Regions from separate parts of the Homo sapiens genome. Here regions 1 and 2 are each linked to region 3. A link is a loop called in an ENCODE intact Hi-C map of the cell type or tissue named here. Cell type or tissue: chondrocyte. All regions are shown on one strand.

What was found. A loop is a pair of places that touch in the nucleus more often than their neighbours do. Peaks named below come from ENCODE experiments on the same cell type or tissue, not always from the same donor. Only the 100,000 strongest peaks of a DNase experiment are listed, where the experiment ranks them.
Region 1: it touches region 3 in a loop (3-fold over the local background); 2 of 110 quality-filtered maps call a loop at or near these places.
Region 2: it touches region 3 in a loop (3-fold over the local background); 4 of 110 quality-filtered maps call a loop at or near these places.

The regions. Positions count from the first base shown.
Region 1 is chr5:10,012,935-10,020,934 of GRCh38, forward strand. No RefSeq gene overlaps it. Among named protein-coding and RNA genes, the nearest start is that of LINC02112, 110 kb to the left of the region's middle. In chondrocyte, no CTCF peak of the experiment used is centred here; no DNase peak of the experiment used is centred here.
Region 2 is chr5:10,025,706-10,033,705 of GRCh38, forward strand. No RefSeq gene overlaps it. Among named protein-coding and RNA genes, the nearest start is that of LINC02112, 130 kb to the left of the region's middle. In chondrocyte, a CTCF peak has its summit at 4,968 (motif pointing left); no DNase peak of the experiment used is centred here.
Region 3 is chr5:9,541,056-9,549,055 of GRCh38, forward strand. It overlaps SEMA5A (semaphorin 5A), which reads right to left and starts at 5,020. Exons shown (of 23, transcript NM_003966.3): 1 at 4,529-5,020. It overlaps SNHG18 (small nucleolar RNA host gene 18), which reads left to right and starts at 5,145. Exons shown (of 3, transcript NR_045196.2): 1 at 5,145-5,475; 2 at 7,935-8,000. It overlaps SNORD123 (small nucleolar RNA, C/D box 123), which reads left to right and starts at 7,772; the gene lies at 7,772-7,859. RefSeq lists a silencer at 4,954-5,143. In chondrocyte, CTCF peaks have their summits at 3,611 (motif pointing left), 3,821 and 5,421; DNase peaks (open chromatin) are centred at 3,656, 4,456, 5,196 and 6,692.

The sequences.
Region 1 (8,000 bases), 470 kb after region 3:
GAGACAATGGGGTTTTCTAAATATACAATCATATTATCTGCAAACGGAGACAATTTGATTTCCTTTTTTCCTAACTGAGTACCCTTTATTTCTTTCTCTTGCCTGATTGCCCTGGCCAGAACTTCCAACGCTATGTTGAATAGGAGTGGTGAGAGAGGGCATCCTTGCCTTGTGTCAGTTTTCAAAGGGAATGCTTCCAGTTTTTGCCCATTCAGTATGGTACTGGCTGTGGGTTTGTCATAATAGCTCTTATTATTTTGAGATATGTTGCATCAATACCTAGTTTATTGGCAGTTTTTAGTATGAAGGGCTGTTGAATTTTGTAGAAGGCCTTTTCTGCATCTATTGAGATAATCATGTGGTTTTTTTCCTTGGTTCTGCCTATGTGATGGATTACATTTATTGATTTGTGTATGTTGAACCAGCCTTGCATCCCAGGGATGAAGCCAACTTGATCATGGTGGATAAGCTTTTTGATGTGCTGCTGGATTCCTTTTGCCAGTATTTTATTGAGCATTTTTGCATTGATGTTCATCAGGGATAATGGCCTAAAATTCTCTTTTTTGTTTTGTTTCTGCCAGGCTTTGGTATCAGGATGATGCTGGCCTCATAAAATGAGTTAGGAAGGATTCTCTCTTTTTCTGTTGTTTGGAATAGTTTCAGAAAGAATGGTACCAGCTTCTCTTTGTACCTCTGGTAGATTTCGGCTGTGAATCCATCTGGTCCTGGAATTTTTTTTATTTGTAGGCTATTAATTATTGCCTCAATTTCAGAACCTGTTATTGGTCTATTCAGAGATTCAACTTCTTCCTGGTTTAGTCTTGGGAGGGTATATGTGTGCAGGAATTTATCCATTTCTTCTAGATTTTCTAGTTTATTTGCAAAGAAATGTTTATAGTATTCTCTGACGGCAGTTTGTATTTCTGTGGGGTCAGTGGTGATATCCCCTTTATCATTTTTTATTGCATCTATTTGATTCTTCTCTCATTTCTTCTTTGTTAGTCTTGGTAGCAGTCTATTTTGTTGATCTTTTCAAAAAACCAGATTCATTGATTTTTTTGAAGGGTTTTTCATGTCTCTTCAGTTCTGCTCTGATCTTAGTTGGTTCTTGCCTTCTGCTAGCTTTTGAATTTGTTTTCTCTTGCTTCTCTAGTTCCTTTAATTGTGATGTTAGGGTGTCAATTTTAGATCTTTCCTGCTTTCTCTTGTGGGCATTTAGTGCTATAAATATCCCTCTACACACTGCTTTAAATGTGTCCCAGAGATTCTGGTATGTTGTGTCTTTGTTCTCACGGGTTTCAAAGAACATCTTTATTTCTGCCTTCATTTCATTATTTACCCAGTAGTCATTCAGGAGCAGGTTGTTCTGTTTGCATGTACTTGAACGGTTTTGAGTGAGTTTCTTAATCCTGCGTTCTAATTTGATTGCACTGTGGTCTGAGAGACAGTTTGTTGTGATTTCTGTTCTTTTGCATTTGCTGAGGAGTGCTTTACTTCTAACTATGTGGTCAATTTTAGAATAAGTGCGATGTGGTGCTGAGATGAATGTATATTCTGTTGATTTGGGATGGAGAGTTCTGTAGATGTTTATTAGGTCTGCTTGGTACAGAGCTGAGTTCAAGTCCTGGATATCCTTGTTAACCTTCTGTCTTGTTGATCTGTCTAATATTGACAGTGGGGTGTTAAAGTCTCCCATTATTATTGTGTGGGAGTCTAAGTCTCTTTGTAGGTCTCTAAGGACTTGCTTTATGAATCTGGGTGCTCCTGTATTGGATACATATATATTTAGGATAGTTCACTCTTCTTGTTGAATTGATCCCTTTACCATAATGTAATGGCCTCCTTTGTCTCTTTTGATCTTTGTTGGTTTAAAGTCTGTTTTATCAGAGACTAGGATTGCAACCCCTGCTTTATTTGCTTTCCATTTGCTTGGTTGATCTTCCTCATTCCCTTTATTTTGAGCCTATGTGTGTCTTTGCACATGAGATGGGTCTCCGGAATACAGCACTCTGATGGGTCTTGACTCTTTATCCAATTTGCCAGTATATGTCTTTTAATTGGGGGCATTTAGCCCATTTACATTTAAGGTTAATATTGTTATGTGTGAATTTGATCTTGTCATTATGATGTTAGCTGGTTATTTTGCCCATTAATTGATCCAGTTTCTTCATAGTGTCAATGGTCTTCACAATTTGGTATGTTTTTGCAGTGTCTGGTACTGGTTGTTCATTTCCACGTTTAGTGCTTCCTTCAGGAGCTCTTGTAAGGCAGGTCTGGTGCTGACAAAATCTCTCAGTATTTGCTTGTCTGTAAAGGATTTTATTTCTCCTTCACTATGAAGCTTAGTTTGGCTGGATATGAAATTCTGGGTTGAAAATTCTTTCTTTCAGAATGTTGAATATTGGCCCCCACTCTCTTCTGGCTTGTAGAGTTTCTTCAGAGAGATCTGCTGTTAGTCTGATGGGCTTCCCTTTGTGGGTAACCCGACCTTTCTCTCTGGCTGCCCTTAACATTTTTTCCTTCATTTCAACCTTGGTGAATCTGACAATTGTGTGCCTTCAGGTTGCTCTACTCAAGAAATATCTTTCTGGTGTTCTCTGTATTTCCTAAACTTGAATGTTGGCTTGTCTTGCTAGGTTGGGGAATTTCTCCTGGATAATACCCTGAAGAGTGTTTTCTAATTTGGATCCATTCTCCCCATCACTTTCAGGAAGACCAATCAAACATAGATTTGGTCTTTTCATATAGTCCCATATTTCTTGGAGGCTTTGTTCATTTCTTTTCACTCCTTTTTCTCTAATCTTGTCTTGTCACTTTATTTCATTAATTTGATCTTCAATTACTGATATCCTTTCTTCTACTTGATCGAGTCAGCTACTGAAGCTTGTGCATGCGTCACGAAGTTCTTGTGCTGTGGTTTTCAGCTCCAGCAGGTCATTTAAGGTCTTCTCCACATTGTTTATTCTAGTTAGCCATTTGTCTAACCTTTTTTCAAGGTTTTTAACTTCCTTGCTATAGGTTGGAACATGCTCCTTTAGCTTGGAGAAGTTTGTTATTACCAACCTTCTGAAGCCTACTTCTGTCAACTCATCAATCTCATTCTCTATCCAGTTTTGTTCCTTTGCTGACCAGTAGCTGTGATCCTTTGGAGGAGAAGAGGCACTCTGGTTTTTGGAATTTTCAGCTTTTCTGCTCTGGTTTCTCCCCATCTTTGTGGTTTCATCTACCTTTGGTCTTTGATGATGGTGACCTACAGATGGGGTTTTGGTGTAGATGTGCTTTTTGTTGATGCTGATGCTATTCCTTTCTGTTTGTTAGTTTTCCTTCTAACAGTCGGGCCCCTCAGCTGCAGGTCTGTTGGAGTTAGCTGGAGGTCCACTCCAGACCCTGTTTGCCTGGGTGTCACCAGCAGAGGATGCAGAACAGCAAATATTTCTGCCTGGTCCTTCCTCTGGAAGCTTCATCCCAGAGGGGCACCTGCCTGTGTGAGGTGTCTGTCAGCCTCTACTGGGAGGTGTCTCCCAGTCAGGCTACATGGGGGTCAGGGATCTACTTGAGGAGGCAGTCTGTCCATTCTCAGAGCTCAAATCCCATGCTGGGAGAACCACTGCTCTCTTCAGAGCTGTCAGACAGGGACGTTTAGGTCTGCCGAAGCTGTCTGCTGCCTTTTGTTCTGATATGCCCTGCCCACAGAGATGGAGTCTACAGCAAGGCAGTAGGTCTTGCTGAGCTGTGGTGGGCTCCACCCAGTTTGAGCTTCCTGGCCTCTTTGTTTACACTGTGAGCACAAAACCGCCTACTCAAGCCTCAGCAATGGTGGATGCCCCTCCCCCCGCCAAGCAGCAGCATTGCAGGTTGATGTCATACTGCTGCGCTAGCAGTGAGCAAGGCACCGTGGGGCTGGGACCCACCGAGCCAGGCACAGGAGGGAATTTCCTGGTCTGCCGGTTGTGAAGACTGTGGGAAAAGCATAGTATTTGGACAGGAGTGTACCATTCCTCCAGGTACAGACTGTCACAGCTTCCCTTGGCTAGGAAAGGGTAATACCCTGACCCCTTGCACTTCCTGGGTGAGGTGACACACTGCCCTGCTTCAGCTCGCCCTCCATGGGCTGCACCCACTGTCCAACCAGTCCCAATGAGATGAACCAGGTACCTCAGTTGGAAATGCAGAAATCACCCTTCTTCTGTGTTGATCTCGCTGGGAACTGCAGACCAGAGCTGTTGCTATATGGCCATCTTGGAACTCTGAAATGGACCTCTTTCTTACACCACATACAAAAATAAACTCAAGATGGATTAAAGACTTAAATGTAAAACCTAAAACTATAAAAACCCAGGAAGATAACCTAGGAAATACCATTCTGAATATAGGACTTGGCAAAGATTTCATGACAAAGATGCTGAAAGAAATTATAACAAAAACAAAAATTGATGAATGGGTTCTAATTAACCTAAAGAGATTCTTCACTGCAAAAGAAACTATGAATTGAGTAAAGAAACAACCTATAGAATGGGAGAAAATGTTTGCAAACTATGCAAACAGGTGATGGCATCTTAGACTCAACAAAATACACAAGCATGTGTAAATCCATTTTAATCCACAACCTGGGAGTAGGGAGTTAATATTGTACATGCCTCAATCAAGAATCTACCCTCTTGGAGCAATTCCTTAGTATTTGAAAGATCCTTTCAGAAGTCGACAACCTAGAACTATTCAACCAAGAGCTATTCAACTATTACACTCTGAATCAGAGAGTTTGTTTTGCTAGAAATAATTTTTTGTTAGTAAAATGAATGGTTTCAAGGTATCTGAATTGGCTAGAAATATTTTCCAGGCACCTGTGCTCAGGCATGGCCAGGGCACAAAAGTCTCACTAGCAGTCTAACACCAGGCCTATGATGACATTAAGTCTTTGGATTCCACAGAATTGCTAAGAATTCTGCTGCGTGCTTTAACTTTCAAAGAGGCTACGGACAGAGAGTGGAAACTTCGCTGGGCTCCCAAGACAGGTTTTCTGCTTCCTTATTAAACAAAGCTTTTTGGCAATGAGGTGGGCAGAATTCATTCTAAGACTTGCTTTCTTTGTCAACACTTGGTAATAAGGTGATGGAGGATGAGAAGGAAAGCCCTCACCTACCTCTGCTCTTGGGAGGCAATCTATATCTCCCAAAATCACTGGACAAGTGTGAAGGCCAAACTGACCCATCTGCAGCTGGAAGCCTGCCCAGTTCCTGACCTCCGGTCACCACCGTCACCAAAGTCACTTCTATTAGCCACCCAGGGTACAACTGATTCAAGAACTGTAACTCAAGTCATGAACCTCTGCAATCATGAAAACCTCTCTTCTTCGCACAAATATATGAATAAAATGACATTGGCACAAGTTCAGCTTGTAGAAATTCATTTAATGTTGCCTCAGGTAATTAGTTTATTTGGTCTGTCAAAGTGACCCAAAGCTTATCCATTTGGAGTCTCTGTTATGAACAGACATATAGTAGTTGCTAAGCAACATCATGCATTGTTGTTTCCTCATCCAATTTAAAATTTTCAATTCACAGTAAAGGTCTTCAGAGAAAAGTTATTGTGCAGGGTGGGCCAAATACCATTTTTCACTGTAGCCCATTCAATTTAGAAAAGAAATTACAGCGTACCATTTAATCAACATAAAATGATTTGTACAGAACATTTAACATCTTCTTGAAATGCAGCTGTCTTCTTTTACTAATCAGATCTACTTAATTTATTTTAAACTTTCCCAAGGAGATTTTTTCTCCTTCAATCCTTGACCCTTCCTCCATTCCCTCAACTTTCAAGCCAATTTGCAGATACCCGTTAGCATGGGAACTGGGAGACGTGGGAAGGAAGATTTGGAAATATAAGATATACTCTTCTTATCTTGTAGTTTAGTCATGGGAAAGGAGTCTCAAGTAGTTGAGTCATTCTAATGAGTCACTTACATGAAATTCCAACTTTATTATAAAGAAGACTTATTTAACATAGTAGTTTCTGGCCAGGCATGATGGCTCCTGCCTGTAATCTTAGCACTTTGGGAGGTCAACTGGAGGATTGCTTGAACCCGGGAGTTCAAGACCAGCCTGGGCAACATAGGGAGACCCTGTCTCTACAAATATATTTTTTTAATTAGCTGGGCATGGTGGCAGGCTCTAGTGGTCCCAGCTACTTGGGAGGCTGAGGTGGGAGGATTGCCTTAGTCCAGGAGATCGAAGCTGCAGTGACCTATGATTGCACCACGGCACTCCAGCTTGGGTGACAGAGTGAGATTCCATCTCAAAAAAACAAACAAACAAACAAAAATAGTAGTTTTCTGATATGAATGCTGCAAAATTAATCAATTGTTTGCTCTAATAATACCTGGTATTACCTTCAAGTATCTTGAAAAAGTGTCTCTGAGGTTCCCTCCCAAAGGATAGAATGTCACATTTTTTCATTTCGCCAGTAATATTTCTTGGCATTAAGATTAACTTTTTGGCAAAACTCCTTGGCAAGGAAATACGTTTTCACAAAATACACAAAGCCATTTCTGCATAGTGACCCTCTCATTGCATGTTGAGTGTATTGAAACATCAAGTGAATCAAAATGGATTAAAATACACTCTTGATTATCACAATTTCTTGGAATGTGGAACAATCTAGAATTGAAACCTTGCAAATTTAGGCTAATGGAAGAAAAGAACTATGAACATGAATAAATGGACAAAATAAGTGGAATATTTTAAAGGAAATATAATTTTGTTACCATAACAATATGGAGAAAATCTGATTATCTCAGCAGTAAAATAGCTCCTAGGACAAGATTGATTTTTATTGGCTTAAAACATTATTAAGTTTCTTGGTTTGTGTGTATATGGTGGGAGGATATTCCCCAGGTAATATGTTTAAATTACAATAGAAGAGGGAACCAATAAGTTACTGGGGGTTGGGGGGAGGTCAGTTTATTCTTGACTTTAGGATTTGTTTTCATTATAGAGGCTTTCATTTTAGGGGACAGAGTATGGGAACAGGTAGACACATGAGAAAAGAAACTTTAGAGAAACAGTCCAGGGATTTAACTGAGGGGGTTTACTAAAGTTTGCTGTAGGTATGGCCCCACACTCTCCTCCCTAGTGATGCAGCTGAGCATGCTGTTTAAGGAACCAAAAATACCTGGGTTCAATTCTCAGCTGTGCTGTCATAAACCTATGATCTTGGACTAATCACATATACCTTTCTGTACCTCAACATTCCCATTTGTAAAATAGGAATGAGGATGGTAATACCTCAAAATGTAGTTATGCAGATTAATGGGTTAATCCACAACAGATCCAGCTTCCTGGGCTTATGATCTCTGCAGTCCCACAGGGCCTCGTGCTTAGTATGGTCTCCTTCTTGGTTTAATGCTCTGCTGTCATCTTGAAATTCCTAATCAGTTTAGAACAAGCAAGAAAACTTTGACCTGGGCCCCACAAATTCTGTAGCATGCCCCTAGATACATAAAATATTCAGAACAAATCCTGGCCCATCATCAGTGCCAGATGTTGTCTTTATTCTCCTTCTCCCACCAGAATTTTTGTTTTACTTCCCAGTATTCAGATCTAATAGTGATGCTAAAATTTAGGGGGTAAAAGGAGAGCAGGAGGTTGATAGAGGAGCCAGTCTGCTGCACAAAGTACTCACTTCTGCAGTATCCCACCAATGAATGAGGCAGGATAAAAACAGGGGCTACCCAAGGGGATCCAGAAAATCTGGGTTATTTTACTTGCAAGTTTGGATAGAAACTACATAGGCTGGTAAAACATGCATTGATGGAGAAGTCTTCATGAATCAAATTTAGTGAGTAGCTAATAGTATGTCAGCTATTATTTAAATCAATTATTTACATGTAAACAAGTACTTTAAAAGTACAAGACAACATCTGGTTCCAAAATGGCAGCATAGAAACAAGCTGGCTTCACTTCTCCACACCCCGACAGAAAACCAAAAACCAAATGTATAGCATC
Region 2 (8,000 bases), 480 kb after region 3:
TGGATTTAAGTTTTTAATCCACTTTGATTTTTGTATATGGCAAGAGATGGAGTCTAGTTTCATTCTTCTGTATGTGGATATCTAGTTTTCCCAGAACCATTTATTTAAGAGACTGTCTTTCTCCAGTGTATGTTCTTATATAACGGTTGTCGACAATGAGTTCACTGCACATGTGTGCATTTATTTCTGGGTTCTCTACTCTGTTCCATTGGTCTCTGTGTCTGTGTTTATGCCAATGCCATGCTGTTTTGGCTACTATAGCTCTGTAATATAATGTGAGGTCAGATAATGTGATTCTTCCGGTTTTGTTCTTTTTGCTTAGGATAGCTTTGGTGATTCTGGGTCTTTTATGGTTCCATATAAATTTTAAAATTTTTATTTGTGTGAATAATGTCATTGATATTTTGATAGGGATTGCATTAAATCTGTAAATTGCTTTGGGGAATATGGACATTTTAACAATATTGATTTTTCCAATCCATGAACATGTAATATTTTTCCATTTTTGGGTATTCTCTTCAATTTCTTTCAAAAGTATTTTATAGTTTTTATTACAGAGTTTTTTTTACTTCTGTGGTTAATTCCTAGGTATTTAATTATGTTTGTGGCTATTGTAAATGAGATTACTTTTTTGTTTCTTTTTCAGATTATTCACTATTGGCACATAGAAATGCTACTGACTTTTTTTTGTATGTTGATTTTGTATCCTGCAACTTTGCTGAATTTGTTTATCAGTTCTAATAGTTTTTTGGTGGAGTCCTTAGTTTCTTCCAAATATAAGATTATATCACCTGCAAACAAGGATAATTTGACTTCTTCCTTTCCAATTTAGATGCCGTCTATTTCTTTCTCTTGTCTGATTGCTCTAGCTAGGACTTCTAGTACTACGTTGAATAACACTGGTGGAAATGGGCTTCCTTGTTGTGTACTAGATCTTAGAGGAAAGGCTTTCAGTTTTTCCTCATTCAGTATGATACTAACTGTCGGGTTGTTGTATATGGCCTTTGGTTATGTTGAGGTATGTTCCTTCTATACCCAGGTTTCTGAGTGTTTTTTACATGAAGAGATGTTGAATTTTACCAAATGCTTTTTCAGCATTAATTAAAATGATCATTTGTTTTTTGTCCTACATTCTATTGATATAATGTATCATGTTGATTTATTTCCATATGTTGAACCATCCTTGCATCCCAGGAACAAATCCTACTTGGTCATGATGAATGATCTTTTTAATGTGTTGTTGAATTTGGTTTGCTAGCATTTTGTTGAGGATTTCTGCATCAAAATTTATTAGAGATATTGACCTGTACTTTTCTTTTCTTGATTTGTCTTGTTTGAGCATCAGGGTAATACTGGCCTTGTAGAATTAGTTTGAAAGTATTCCCTCCGCCTCTATTTTTTGGAATACTTTGAGCAGGATTGGTATTAGTTCTTTAAATGTTTGGTAGAATTAAGCAGGGAAGCCCTGGGGTCCTGGGCTTTTCTTTACTGGGAGACATTTTATTCTGACTGCAGTCTCATGACTTGTTATTGAACTGTTCAGGTTTTGGATTTCTTCCTGGTTCAATCTTGGTAGATTGTATATATCTAGGAATTTGTCCATTTCTTCTAGATTTTCAAATTTATTGGCATATAGCTGCTCATAGTAGCCACTAATGATCCTTTGAATTTCTCTGGTATCAGTCATAATGTCTCCTTTTTCATCTCTGATTTATTTCAATCTTTTTTCTTAGTCCAGCTAAAAGTTTGTCAATTTTAACTTTTCAAAAATCCAACTTTTTGTTTCACTGATGTTTTGTATTGTTTCCTTCATTTTAAATTAATTTTATTTCTGCTCTGATCTTTATTATTTCTTCTACTAATTTTGGGTTTCGTTTCCTCTTGCTTTTCTAGTTCTTCCAGATGCATCCTTAGGTTATCTATCTGAAGTTTTTCTTCTTTTTTGATGTAGGCACTTATACTATGAACTTTCCTGTTAGTACCACTTTTGCCATATCCACATGTTCTGTTAGTCGTTGGATGAAATGTTCTGTAAATATTAATTAGATCCATTTGATCTATAATGCAGAGTAAGTCTGATGTTTCCTTATTGATTTTCTGTCTGGAAGATTTGTCAAATGCTGAAACTGGGGTGTTACAGTCTCCAGCTGTTATTGCATTGGGGGTCATCTCTTTCTTTATCTCTAATAATATTTTCTTTAAATATCTGGGTTCTCCCATGTTAGGTGCATATATGTTTAAAATTGTTATATCCTCTTGTTGAGTTGACCGCTTTATCATCCTATAGTGACCCTCTTTGTCTCTTCTTATGGTTTTTTGTCTTGAAACTTATTTTTTCTGATACAAGTATAGGTACTCCTGCTTTTTGATTTCCATTGACATTGAATATCTTTCTATCCCTTTATTTTTAGTCTGTCTTTATACATGAAGTGCATTTCTTGTAGACAACAAATCAAATGGGCTTGTTTTATCCATTTGGCCTTTGTATGTCTTTTTGGTTGGAGAGATTAGTTCATTTACATTCAGTGTTATTATTGATAAGTAAGGAGTTACTCTTGTTATTTTGTTATTTGTTTTCTGGTTGTTTTGTGGTCTTCTCTTCCTTTTTTTTCCTCCATCTTCCTTTTAGTGAAGGTGATTTTCTCTGATGGTATGATTTAGTTTCTTGCTTTTTATTTTTTGTGTATCCATTGTATTTTTTTTTTTTTTTTTTGGTTTGTGATTACCATGAGGCTTGCAAATTCTATCTAAAAACCCATTGTTTTAAGCTGATAACAACACTGTTGGCATAAACAAAAAGAAAACCAATAAAAGCTCTACACCTTAATTTTCTTCCCCTGCTTTTTAATTTTCTGTTGTTTCTATTTATATCTTATTGTACTGTCTGTCTTGAAAAGTTGTAGTTATTTTTGGTTGGTTCATCATTTAGTCTTTCTACTTGGGATAAGAGTAGTTTACACAACACAGTTACAGTGTTATAATATTCTGTGTCTTTCTGTGTATTTACTATTAGCAGTGAGTTGTGTGCCTTCATTCGGTGATTACTTACTGCTCATTAACATCCTTTTCTTGCCGACTGAAGTACTCCCTTTAGCACTTCTTGTAGGACAGATGAAACCCCTCAGCTTTTGCATGGAAAAGTATTTCTTTCTCCTTCATGTTTGAAGGATATTTTCACTGGACATACTATTCTAGGGTAAAAGGTTTTTTCCTTCTTCAGCACTTTAAATACTTCATGTCACTCTCTCCTGGCCTGTAAAAAGTCAGATGCTGGAAGTACTGGACCTCCACTGTATGCTATTTCTTTCTTTTTTTAATGCTGCTTTTAGGATCGTTTCTTTATCCTTGACCTTTGAGAATTTGATTATTAAATGCCTTGAGGTAGTCTTCTTTGGGTTAAGTCTGCTTAGTGTTCTATGACACCAAACCTTAGGTATCTAGGTTTGGGAAGTTCTCTGTTATTATTATTTTTTAATACACTTTCTACCCCTATCTCTTTCTCTACTCCTTCTTTAGGACCAATAACTCTTAGATTTGCCCTTTTGAAGCTATTTTCTAGATCCTGTAGGTGTGCTTTATATTTTTTTCCTTTTGTCTCTTCTGTGTATTTTCAAATAGTTCACTATTTGCAAATAATAGAATTAGTCTTTAAGCTCACTGATTCTTTCTTCTGCTTAGTCAATTCTGCTATTAAAGGACTCTGATATATTCTTCAACATGTCAACTGCATTTTTCAGCTCCAGAATTTCTGCTTGATTCTTTTTAATTATTTCAATCTCTTTGGTAAATGTATCTGATAATTTCTAAATTTCTTCTGTTATCTTGAATTTGAGTTTCCTCAAAACAGCTATTTTGAATTCTCTGTCTGAAAGGTCACATATCTTTGTTTCTCCAGGATTGTTCCCTGGTGATTTATTTAGTTTATTTGGTGAGGTCATGTTTTTCTGGGTTGCCTTGATACTTGATGTTCATCTGTGTCTGGGCATTAAAGAGTTAGGTATTAATTGTAATCGTCACAGTCTGGGCTTGTTTTCACCTGTCATTCTTGGTAAGACTTTTCAGATAGTCTAAAGGACTTGGGTGTTATGATCTAAGCTATATCTGCTTTAGGGGGTACCTCAAGCCCAGTAACACTGTGGTTCTTGCAGACCCATTGAGGTACCACCTTGATGGTCTTGAACAAGATCCGGTAGAATCTGCCTGGATTACCAGGCAAAGACTTGTTCTTTTCTCTTAGTTTCTCCCAAACAAACAGAGGCTTTCTCTCTGTTCTGAGCCACGTGAAGCTTGGCATAGAGTGACACTAGCACCCCTGTGGCCACCACCATTAGGACTGCACTGAGTTTTGCCCAAGACCTGTAACCACTCCCTGGCTACTGCCTAGGTTCTGCCAAGGCCCTGGGGCTCTGCAATCAGCAGGTGCCAAAGTCACCCAGGCCTGTGTCCTTCTTTTCAGGATGGCAAGTTCCCCTCAAGCTCCAGACAGGTCCAGAGGGGCTATCCAGGAGCCAGGGACCAGAGTCAAAAACCTTAGAAATCTATCAAGCGTTCTATTGTGCTGCAGCTGAGCTGGCACTCAAACCACAAGATGCAGTCCTTCCTACTCTTTCCTCCTCTTTCCAAAAGCAGAGGAGCCTTGCCCCACTGTGGTGGCCATTGCCACCCCTGGCAACAAGGAGTACTGCCAGACTACTGCCAATGTTCCCATAAGGCCCCAAGGCTCTTTAGTCAGCCCGTGGTGAATGCTGCCTAGCCTGGGACTCACCTTTCAGGGCACTGGGCTTCCCTCTGACCCAGAGCAGGTCCAGAAATGCCATCCAATAGTCAAGTCCTAGAATCAGGGAGTCCAAGAGCCTGCTTGCTGCTCTAAGCACCTGTGGCTGAGCTGGTACCTAAGGTGCAAGACAAAGTCCCCTTTACTTTTCCCTCTGCTTTTCTCAAGCAGAAGGAGTCTTGCCCTATAGCTCCCCCAACTGGTAATGTACTGAGTCTCACCTGAAGCCAGCAAGTCCAAGGCTCACCCAAGGCCCTCAACATAGTACCTGGGTATGGCTGTTGGTTATCCAGGGCCCAAAGGCTCTTCAGTTAGCAGGTGATGAATACTGCAAGGACTGAGTTCTTCTCTTCAAGGCAGTGGGTTCCCTCCTGGCCCAGAGTGTGTCTAGAAATGTTGTCCAGTAGCTAGGGCCTGGAAAAGGGGCCTCATGACTCTGCCTGGTACCCTATTCTGCTCTAGCTGAGCTGGTATCCAAGATGCAAGACAAAGTCCTCCCCACTCTTCCCTCTCCTCCCCTCAAGCAAAATGAAGGGGTCTCTTTTCGAGTGGGTGAGCTGTGCAGCCAGCAGTTAGGGGAGGGGTGATGCCAGCACTTCCTTAGCCACCCCAGCTGTTGTCTCAGTAGCTTATGTGTCCCCCCAGGCCACTGGCTCTGGGCCCAGGACTCACCTAGAAGTTGCAGTCCCTGTGGCCTACACTGCCTTTCAAGCTTATCTGGGGCCCCAGAGTATTTTAGCTCATGGTGGTGTGGCTTGCAAGAACCCAAGTTCTGACTGCTGGGATCAGTGATTCCTCTGTGGCTAGGGCTGGTTTAAATGTTCCATCAGTGGGCAGATGTCAGCTGAGTTTGTTCCGGTTTTCCTCTTTGCTGTAACAGGACAGCACTAAGTCCAATGCCTCACAATTGCTGCACCCTCCCTCCCCCAGTGCACAGAAATGCTTTCCACACCTCACCTCACTGCTAGATGGTGGGGGATGGGGGATGTCAGCAATTCAAGACTGTTTTTTCTGTCTCTTCAGTGCCTCTTTCAGCAATATGAAGTTAAAACAAGGTACTGTGAGTGCTTACCTGATTTTTGGTTCTTATGAGGTTTTTTTTTTTGTGCGTAGATAGTTGTTAAATTGTTGTCCTTGTGGGAGGGAATGATCCATGGAGTCTTCTATTCTGCTATATTATTCCACCCCTCTCCCCACTAAGTATTCTGAATATCAGGTGTATCCTATCATTCACAGGGAAAGAGAACCATGGAGGCCCACGTGCTTTTATGTCTAAATAGGTACACGTTATTCATGAATCAGGCAAACTCCTAAATAATCTTTTCTTATACTACTTTGGCAAATATAGCTTCAAATGACTCAGAAGGCCAAACTTCAAGTTTAAGGATTCTTTAAGCTCTCAAAATTGCTCATGTGCCAGCCTATGTATGACCACTCCCGCCTCTCATCCAAGCTTCAATCACTGCTTCTATCTATAAACAGCCAAACTTGAGCCACCCTCAGGGCTGGGGGACACATGCACCAGAGGTACAGGTACCCTCTACAGGACAAATCTGAGAAAGACATCTATACAGGGCTTGGAAGAAAATCTGTGTGGACAGGGAATACCAGGGCCTTGGATACCTAGAATGAGATCAAGAAAGTCAGGTAGGGGGTAAAGGTGAGAACCGCCTTTTTGTTCACAGACTGCTCACCTGGTGCAGAGGAGCATGGTTGGAATGGGGTTACAACAGGGGCTCTCTAAGTATAGGATGAACATCATCCCTGAAATCTTGGTTACCCTTTGAGTCTGTATTCTGAAGGGTCAACTTAAATTAAATTTTGCTTCATCTACATATTACTATACAGTTATAAATTCCAAATTATAGTTGGCTTTGTGTATACAGGCATCTAAATTTTCTAGACTCAAATTTATACCCCCAACTGTGCTCCCAATTACCCCCTCCAACTCCTACCCAGCCATCCTCCAATTCTTTCCAAATATTCCCAGCCAGCAATCTTCAATGCCACTCCTAACATGCTCGACAGCACTGTCTCCCTCAAACCCCTCAGTAAACATTTCAGATGAGCTGTTCATTTACTCTCTTTTCAGTGATGAGATCATGGCACATTTTCCAGGAACAAATGGGTTAATTTATATTGCTGTACTACTACCTAAAATGAAAATATTAGAAACCTATCTATTATAAATATGAAGGTCACGACAAAAAAGAGAGAGAGGGATGTCATCATAGCAAATGGAGCTCATGAGTATTCTAAATATAGCCTTAGTCAGGACTTGTACTAAGAGTCTAGGGACCTTTTAGAAAATCATTTTTCTCGTGTTGCTGCCCTTTGTATCTGACAAATATTGATTTCAGTTATGTTTTGAATAACAATGAAAACAGTGCCTTAGATAGAACTTTAGTCATAAACTATTTAACACCTTAGAAAGTTGAAAGAACTCTGGACTTACAGTTCTGAGGCTGGGTAGTATCTTTTTAGCAGCTGGATGTACCTCAGGCAAGCTCCTCAATCTCTCTTTCCTACATTGTAAAGAGTCATAGAATTTTGGAGTGGAAGACACCTTTCAGATAATCGAGTCTAATAAGCCAATTTTACACTTGAGAAAACTGAGGCTTGAAGTTATTACATAACAGTCTAACGTCACATAGGTCATTGGAGAAAGGTTGCAAGTTTCCACTAAAAATGGTTTGGATGCAGTCACTGATGGGGCTCTTTTAGTCTAAAAGTCATTGCTTTTTAATATCAGATCATTTCAGTAACATTTCTCAATTAGCACAAGCATAGTTCTCACTAAATACACTCTTTCTGTTAAAAAAATTGTTCTGTAAAAAAATCAGTTTTTTTTCATTAATTAGGAAATCAAGAGAATAATAGAAAGAACTAAGAGATAAACCAAGGAGGGAGCCTGAAGAATTGAGTTCTGGGTCCTGTTCTAGAACATTCCATCATGGACTTTGGATAGGTATTGTCAACTGACCTCAGTAATTTGTCATTGTACTTGAATGGGACCAGCAATGACAAAAGTCCTTGAGAGGCTGAGACGAAGACAATAAAAATCTTCCCTTGGAAAGAATCCTAGCATTTTTGTCAGAAGGAACAAAATAGAATGAGGTGGGTGTATATTTTGATGAAAAATAATCTGATCAATCATACACAGAAGGACCATAAACATGTGACACTATCTTAGTACACATTTCCAGGACACACACACCAAAGGAGA
Region 3 (8,000 bases):
TCATACATCCTTGCCAAACATTGGGTGGATTTGAACTGATTGAAAGAGGCTCGATTTTCTGTGAACGATTTGTCCTTGTGTTATCCTGATTGTCACTCGCCTATAACTTACTTAATTTCACGTCTCAACAAATATAGTATTATTTCACCCACAGAGTTGGCTTCTGATAGAATCACTCTACTGGTTATTTATCATACATATCTGTAATTGAATTACCTATTGCAGTAGTGTAATTTACTCTCAATTGTACATAAAAATGTAACATAAAATAACATTTTTCCAGTGTATACTTCCTCATTATTCTACATGAACCCTAGTTTAGCCAATTCTACAGAAATACAGTGACAAATAATGAGTGAAAGATGGGAAGATAAAAGATTAGTGGGCTCATGACCTTTCAATAATAAAAGAATTTCATCCTCTAAAAAAATTATTCTCTTTTAAAATAGTTTTTTTTCCCCAAGTGTTAATCAGGAAACCAATTCTAGGAAACCAATAAGGAAAAAAAGAGTTTAAAAACAGAATGATTTTCTTTTTTCCAAATGCAGCAATACTATGTCACTACATTTTAAAATGTAGGAAAGGGAAATAAAGTGTGCTTGTCTTTGCTCTTGTCAAACAACCATTAATCTTGGACCAAAAAAGAAGAAAGAAGATGACAACAGCAATTCCTTTGGGAAATTTTTCTGTTTTCTTGATCCACTGTTGTGTCACTCCTACTTTAAATTTCATGCACAAGGTGAAATATGACTTGTCTTTGAAGTTGCCTGGCTTCAAAATACTCTGTGAAATGGACAGCCTGGTTTCCTTAGCTATACAACCTTTTAGATGGCAAAGACTGTCAATACTAGTATGTTGAAATAAATTACCTATTATCCAATACCTTCTCTTGGGTCAAGTTTTCATTTGTTTTGTTCTATTTTGCTTCAATTTTGAATCGAAGCAAGTTTTGAGCAGGTTCATTTATATTGAAAAGTTTATGTATATTCTAGCTTACTTTAATTTTGCTTTTTCTTCTTTTCTCCCTATCAGAAATTGATTTTGTATATCTGGATAACCAATTCTTAAAAAATTCATCTGAAAAATATGCTATATATTTACCAAGCGTACCCATATCTGTTTCTCCAAAGTGCTTCCCAGCAGCCACATCTCACCTGCTGAATTTATCCCCAAGTTGCTCCCAATCTATACAGGAATTGGAAACAGGAGATTGCCCCCTATCATTTCTGCAGGGTAGCAGAGTGATAAAAACCTAATTTTCAACCAAACTTCTGCATCTCAATTTTAAAAGGTTGCTGAGAACATATGTGAAATTATCTATGTTGTCAACTGTACTCAAGACAACTGAAAGTACTTATAGACGCTCATTTTATGATTCAAGAAAACAGTTAACTTTCTTGGTATAAATTTGCAAGTAGATGCAGGTGAGCAGAAATGTACAATGCTTCACTTTAGACACTTTGTACTTAGTTGTAACTCAATTTGTTAGACACCATAATTTACATTTTAAACATTATTTAACACATAAAAACTTGTCACCTTGGTATAATTATACCCCAAGCAATTTGTCTGGGTAACTATAGCAACAATTGCAGAAACATTTTTAAATACAAAATTGGTATAATTTTAGAATCAAGAATTATGGAGGATTTATTGCAGGATGTACGGCTGCTGTACTCAAATAGTTGTACATATACTACTATAAAAATGGATTCCTTGACTGGGATATGTTATAAACTCATTTGTTCTATCTTGCACACCATCTGCTTTGTAGCTCAAACCTCTTCCTTGGGATGAGTTTTTGATATTAGTTAACTCTAGGGTTCATGATCACTTGTCTACATAATGCAATGCCTTTATACTCTTGGCTGGACATTTAGTAAAGGTTTTCTGCTCCTCCTCCACATCTTCCTGTATCAAAAGCAAAGGCTCAATTTCAATGACTTTATGACCAAAAATAAAATCACTTGAAACTCTTAAAACTAATCACCAAGTTAAGTAAAACTGTGTCACGATTCAGATAGGCAGCTCTCTCTAACATCAGGAGCATCTGACATTGTCCCCAAAGAGCTGGCATCTGTTATTTTGGGCCACTAGCACACGGTACAGAGAAAGGCTTGTTGGTTGTAACATTTGTCCTTCAGCAAGAGGCTAACATGACTCTGGAACTAAATTTCTTACTGCAAATCCATGGACGGGGCTTCAGAAGGCCCATGACTCTAAAATTTATGCAGAAGTTTGTATAAATGTGCTTGTATTTATTTCGGTCTCGTGGTCAATAAGTTTTAACAGCCTCTGAGCTGTAAGTTTCTACGTTTCATTCTCCCAAGACACGTGATGAAATCATTTTAAAGGGAAACGGCAGTGAAGAACGCAGGTTTATTTTTACCAAATTCTGAACGTCTCAAAAATTTCCTCTGGACAGAGACAAGCTTTACCACCCAGGAGGCCAAAGCTTTACTCGCAGCAGGGATCTCGCAGCTGTTTGACATTATAACAACCAAATGAGTTAGTGCAATTCACAAAAGACATAAAATGATTAGCATCATCTGTCTTCTCCCTGTTAATAAAAGTACATATTGGCTAAAAGCACATAGAAATAGATGTCAGTTTGTCAACCCCACACTTCAATGAGTATACAGATGCTTAGTGTGACTGCATGGAGCAACGTGGATGAGCAAGCTTCTATCTCCAAAGTTTTTACAAGAAAGAAACTCAAGGGAAAAAACATCTGTGTTTCAAGTGAACCAAACAATTACACTTAGGGCTGTATTTTTCATGAAAAAAAAAAAAAAACATAGAAAAAGAAATCTTTTGGAGGGGAAAAAAAAATCCATGTTTCTTTTGGTGTAAATACAGGCACAGACAAGAAAATTATTTCAGTTATACATAACTTAATGGTATTATCTGCTTGAACTGAAGTTGTGTAAAGTGGTCATGATAAACATTACACTCTCTAAAATAATGAAACTGGCATTAATTAGCAACAAATTCAGCAATCCTAATTAGGTATTGAAAAATCTTTCTTATTAAAGCCTGGTTTTGTGTTTCTGTCTCCTTATGAACAGACTACCTCTATAATTAATAACATATCTGCTGATTCCAAACTCAGCCATTATGACAGAGCTCTTCTCGGTAAGCTAGACGTAAAACTTGTCTTTCTTCAAAACAAACCAGAACAATCATTTGTGACTCCTGATGTGTTAACTAAAGTACCCCTAAAAAGCAGAACGGTATTAAACAAAGCTCACGTTATCTTCCCTCAATTTCGATTTCTTTCTGAGTAAATGTAACAGTCACAAGGAAGGCAGATGCCCAGACAAGGAAGACTTTACAGCGATCTTTTTCTCTGGAAGAGACCTTTCTAGTTAGAGCATTTATGTCTGGCCACCACCTTTCCTGTCCCCTCTCCTAGCAAGGCTGACAGCTCTCTATAGCCACCAGATCAGCTCCCCCAACCCCCGGCCCCCAAAATGAAATTATTGCAAGATCTGCCTGGTTCTGCTGTTTGTTGCCTGGGACTCCCGCCCACTCGCCCAGGACCCAGCAACTGCCTGTGGCGCCTCGTCCTCCGAGCGCTCGCTCGCAGCGCCCCCTGCCGGGAATCCCGAGGACGCCGCAGGCGCAGGAAAGTTAAATCCCAACTCCGGCCGCGGCATCCTGGTACAAAGCAAGCAAAGGGCGAGGAGGTGAACGCGCTTCCCGCCAAAGCCAGGGGAACAGGGATGTGACCGCTCCAAGCCAGGCACCGGCCGCCGCGGGGAGCGAGCCGGGGGAATCACTCCTCCACGACCGTTCCCACGCACATCTTGGGAGAAACCATTCCCTCTGGAGCCCGATCTGCCCGAAACCCTGGGGTCTGAAACCCTGAGCCGCGGTGTGCAAAATCCGTGGAGCAGCGGAGGGATGCCTGGTGAAAGGGGCTCGCCTAGCTGCAGCGCACCTGGCTGGTGGTTCCCCAGGCCTCTGCATCCCCCGCCTTAGTGTCTTTCATTAACCAAGGCGCTTGGCGGAGTTGAGCCCAAGTCCCATTGCCTCCCGGTTCCCCTGTAAGGAAAGCAGGAAAACCTGCCCAAGCCGGTGGGGCTGCGAGGTGGCCGCTCCCGAACCGCCAAGTCCCGACCTCCGTGTCCCCTGCCCCCGGCTCGCGGCAGTGCGAGCCTGGAGGCGCGCCGGGGGCGGGCACAGACCAGTGTGCGCACCTTTCCGGGTGTTGGGCAGGGGTCCCGTCTCGCCCACCGCGACACTCCGGCTCCTTACCTCTCCATGCTCAGACCTCGGCACAGGCGGGTACACAAACTTCCAGCCCGTGCACTAGCTCAACTGTGGGCGCCCCCGGACTGACGGTCGTCCTAATCCTGTACGCGCAACCCCCGCCCAGGTGCCTGCTGATGGATCCCACCCGAGATCGGCACCACCCACCAGCCGACCGCTGCAGTCCCCGGGTCCCGGCCAGCGGCGCGGCGCGGCGCGGCGCGGTCAGGGGCTCCTGCCAAGGCCACGCAGGAATCGGGCGGGGGTCGCTCACCAGGTGCGAGGAGCGCTGGTGCCAGTCATCCAGCGCCTGGGGGCCAGAGCGGCTCCGAGGATCCTCTTCAGCACCTGGCTAGGGAAGTGGAGGCAGCAGCTGCAGCCGCCCCCTGCCACTTCCCCAGAGCCGCCCCCTACTCGCTGAGTTCCAGAATGGGGGCACCGGCTTGGGGGCCACGAGCACGGTCCCCGAGCGCGCGGCCAACCGGTGGGTGGGCAGGTTCGCGCCCAGCAGAGACGACCCTCGAGGTGGCAAAGTTGGGTGTCCAAGCCAGCTCCGCGGGGCAGTCCTGGGTGGGAGAAGGGAGCGTCCCGGGATGAGCGACACTGGCCGGGCCGCCCCTGCACGGGGAAGGTGGAGGGCCGGGGCTGCAGCGGGCCAAGGGCCGCGGCTGGCCTGAGGCTGCGAAGCCCACCCGCGGCGGGAAAGCAGCGCTCGGGAGCGGGCTCAGGGAGAGCAGCCGCCACCGGCGCCGCCTTCCCGGCAAGTAGATCGGCGCGGGGCGAGCGGGCGCGGAGAGCGCGGGGCGGAGAGCGCTGGGCGGGGAGCGGGGGACAGCCTGGGCCCACCCCCGCCCCGCCCCGCCCCTGCCCCGCCCCCGCCGCCGCGCCGCCTCCTCCTCCTCCTCCTCCCCGCCGGGGTGAAACTCGAGCGCCCCACCCGCGCCTGACCTCCCCGAGCCCCTCCCCGGGCCCCGCCCCTTCCCGGTACAGGACCCCCACCTTCGCTCCTGGGAGCCCCGCTGCACCCCAGGAGTTCCATTCCAGCCTCCCCAGTGCGAGTGCGGCCGAGCGCTGACTTTTGGGGGCTCCCTCCCCCGTCTCACTGGGTCCCTCTGCGGCTCCCCCGCCCGCTGTCCCGGTTCAGACGTGGCTGCACCCCGGAGGGGGGCGCCGGCCGAGACCTGAGACGTGGCGCTCCCTCTCTGCCGGCCTCGGCTTCAGGTACGTGCGGTTCCCTCGGCTAAATCTGGCCCGGGGGATGGGGGGCAGGGGCCGTCTGGTCCTCCGGAACTCGAACTTTGTGATTTTGTTCTTTCTGTGTGACATCCTCATCCGTTCTGAGGGAGAAACTCCTTAAAGAAGACGAGAGAGTCAGTCGTTGCGGGTTCTTGGAGGAGCACTTTGGGGGTGAGACTCCCGGCTAGTTCGGGTCGATTTCAGCGGGATTAAGTCAAGGAAATGAACAAATCTGACGAATCAGGGAGGCCAGAGAAGGCGTCCCCAGGTAGCCACGCTGAGCGTTAAGAGAGAAGTCCCGTATGGTCAAAGTCATTCGTCCAATTCTGTGTCAATTATTCCTTGTTGCACTTTTGCAGGATCCTTGGGCCTTACTAAGTACTCAGGTGAAAAGTTGATAATTGGGAAGCAAGTAAAGTACCTTTGAAGACGTGTATAATTGGACACTTTGTTGCAGTTCTTCAGTTTCTGGAGGAGGCGGTGGGGGGGGAGAGGGAGGGGGTCAGCCTCGCGAAAAGAGCAAATGGTAAAGTTATAGGAGTATAAGGCATAAAACTTGGGTTGGGAGTCCTGACTGGCCTTGAGTGGCCCTTTCCCACTGGATGGGGGTGCGGGACAGTATCTCTGGGCCCTTTTTACTCAGTCTGCGCCTCAGAGGGAGGCTTGAAGGTCCCCTGCATGAGGAAATGTGTGAATTGCCCCCTCCTGACCGCAGTGAGGTAGGGACCCCCGCAAGGACCCACGTTCACACCAGCGCCCTTCCAGCCAGTGGTGGGGTATGGATGGGCCTCGCTGGTCCTGGGCATGGTCCGGTGCGTCCATAAGGGTTCCATTGAGCTCATCCATAAAACAAAGAAGCTATTGCAGGCTGCAGGGTGTCATAGCTCGCACAGTAGCCATGCAGACCTAAGAGGACAATGGAAATACAAATTGCTATCGATGTGTCTTTATTTTCTAGAACTTTTTTTTAAAATAAAAGAATTAAGTGAAAGCAATTCCGAAGGTTTCTATGAAAGCCCAGCCCATCCCCAAATGCCCAGTCTCTGGCACGGGTGATCTGGCTGTCTTGGGTACTCAGGCCTTACTGGGATTTCCTTTAAGACCTCTGGGAGGAAGTGTCAGTAGCTGGGCAGGCCTTCTTGGCAAGCATTCCTCCCTGGGTTGTGGCGGGGGCTCCCGGCCTGCTGTGTGGCAGCTGCAGGCTCCTGGGGACCTGAAGGAAAAGCTTAACCGTTCTCCCTTCCCTTGCTTGGCACTTAGAGCACTAGTTCCATTCCAGACATTCCGATTATCTTGCCTACGTGGCACAGAGGCCTAGGAGCCTCCCTGGGAGGAAGAGGCAGGCCAAGGTCTTGCCTGGCTGCTTCTAGGGGGAAAGATGTAGGGAGGAAGCTGCCTTATGCTTGGATCTGCAGCCTTTGCCTGGACCTGTGGAGCCTACGTGGCCAGGGTGAGGGAGACAGAAATTAGAACCCAATGTATTCAGCTAATCCTCTTCTTGCCTCTGAACATTGCCGTTAATACTTGAAAAGAAAAAAAAAAAGCAAAAAAACTCTTGGCATATAGAGCTAAGCAGTGGGAAGAAGATAGCTTTCTAAACCATGACCCAATAGGTCTGATAACATAACATTTAACTGGATAAATTACATAATTTTGTATATATGTAGGGGGGAGTTGAATTCAGTTTTGCTGTTTACAGGCTGCACCAATGCATTGTTAAAAGATGTATATTTTAGTGATAATTGTGATTAATTACAAAATAATTGCTAATAAGCAGGTAAATAAACCAAATTATAATTTAGAGTGCATCCTTTGTTTAAAGTGAAATGGATCTAAATTGAGGATATAATTTTGAGTTTTAATCTGGGGAAAGTTCTTTAACTTTTCTGAGCTACAGTCTCTTCACCTGGAGCTTAGACACACCAGCCTGGCAGGGGTATGTCAGCTGTCTGCTTGAAAGGAGAAAGACAGTAATCTGTGTGAAATACTCACCGAGCACCCAACATATAAGCAGGCTCTTCATAAAGTCATTTTGAGGTATCCACAAGTATTTCTTTTTTCTAAACAAAATTTCTTTGTTTTTTGTTTGTTTTGCTTTGCAAAGGTCTTGCTTGCTAGAAAGCTATCTGCATTAAGCTGCTTCTCATCACATTATAAAACTAAGGATGATCATTTTTAAACAAACAAAAGTATTTAGTTATCTTTTCAAAGTAAAATATAGCTTTCCCTAAACTGTTTTAGGTGAGCCATGCACACAATGTGAAAGAATGAAGAAACCAACAAAACACTTGGTGAAAATGATGAATTCTGGGGCGCTGATTCATGTGACTTGAAAAATGCCATCCATTTCCTGATTCACCTCAATTCTGTTCGGAACTATGAAAGATCATTTATGTTTCTGCACTAATTGACCAATTTTGTCTTGTCTTTACTTCCCTCCCTAGTGCTTGAATTTCAGCCACATCCCTAAGCTGCCATCTCAGACCAGAGGAACAGGGAGGGGGGCTTTC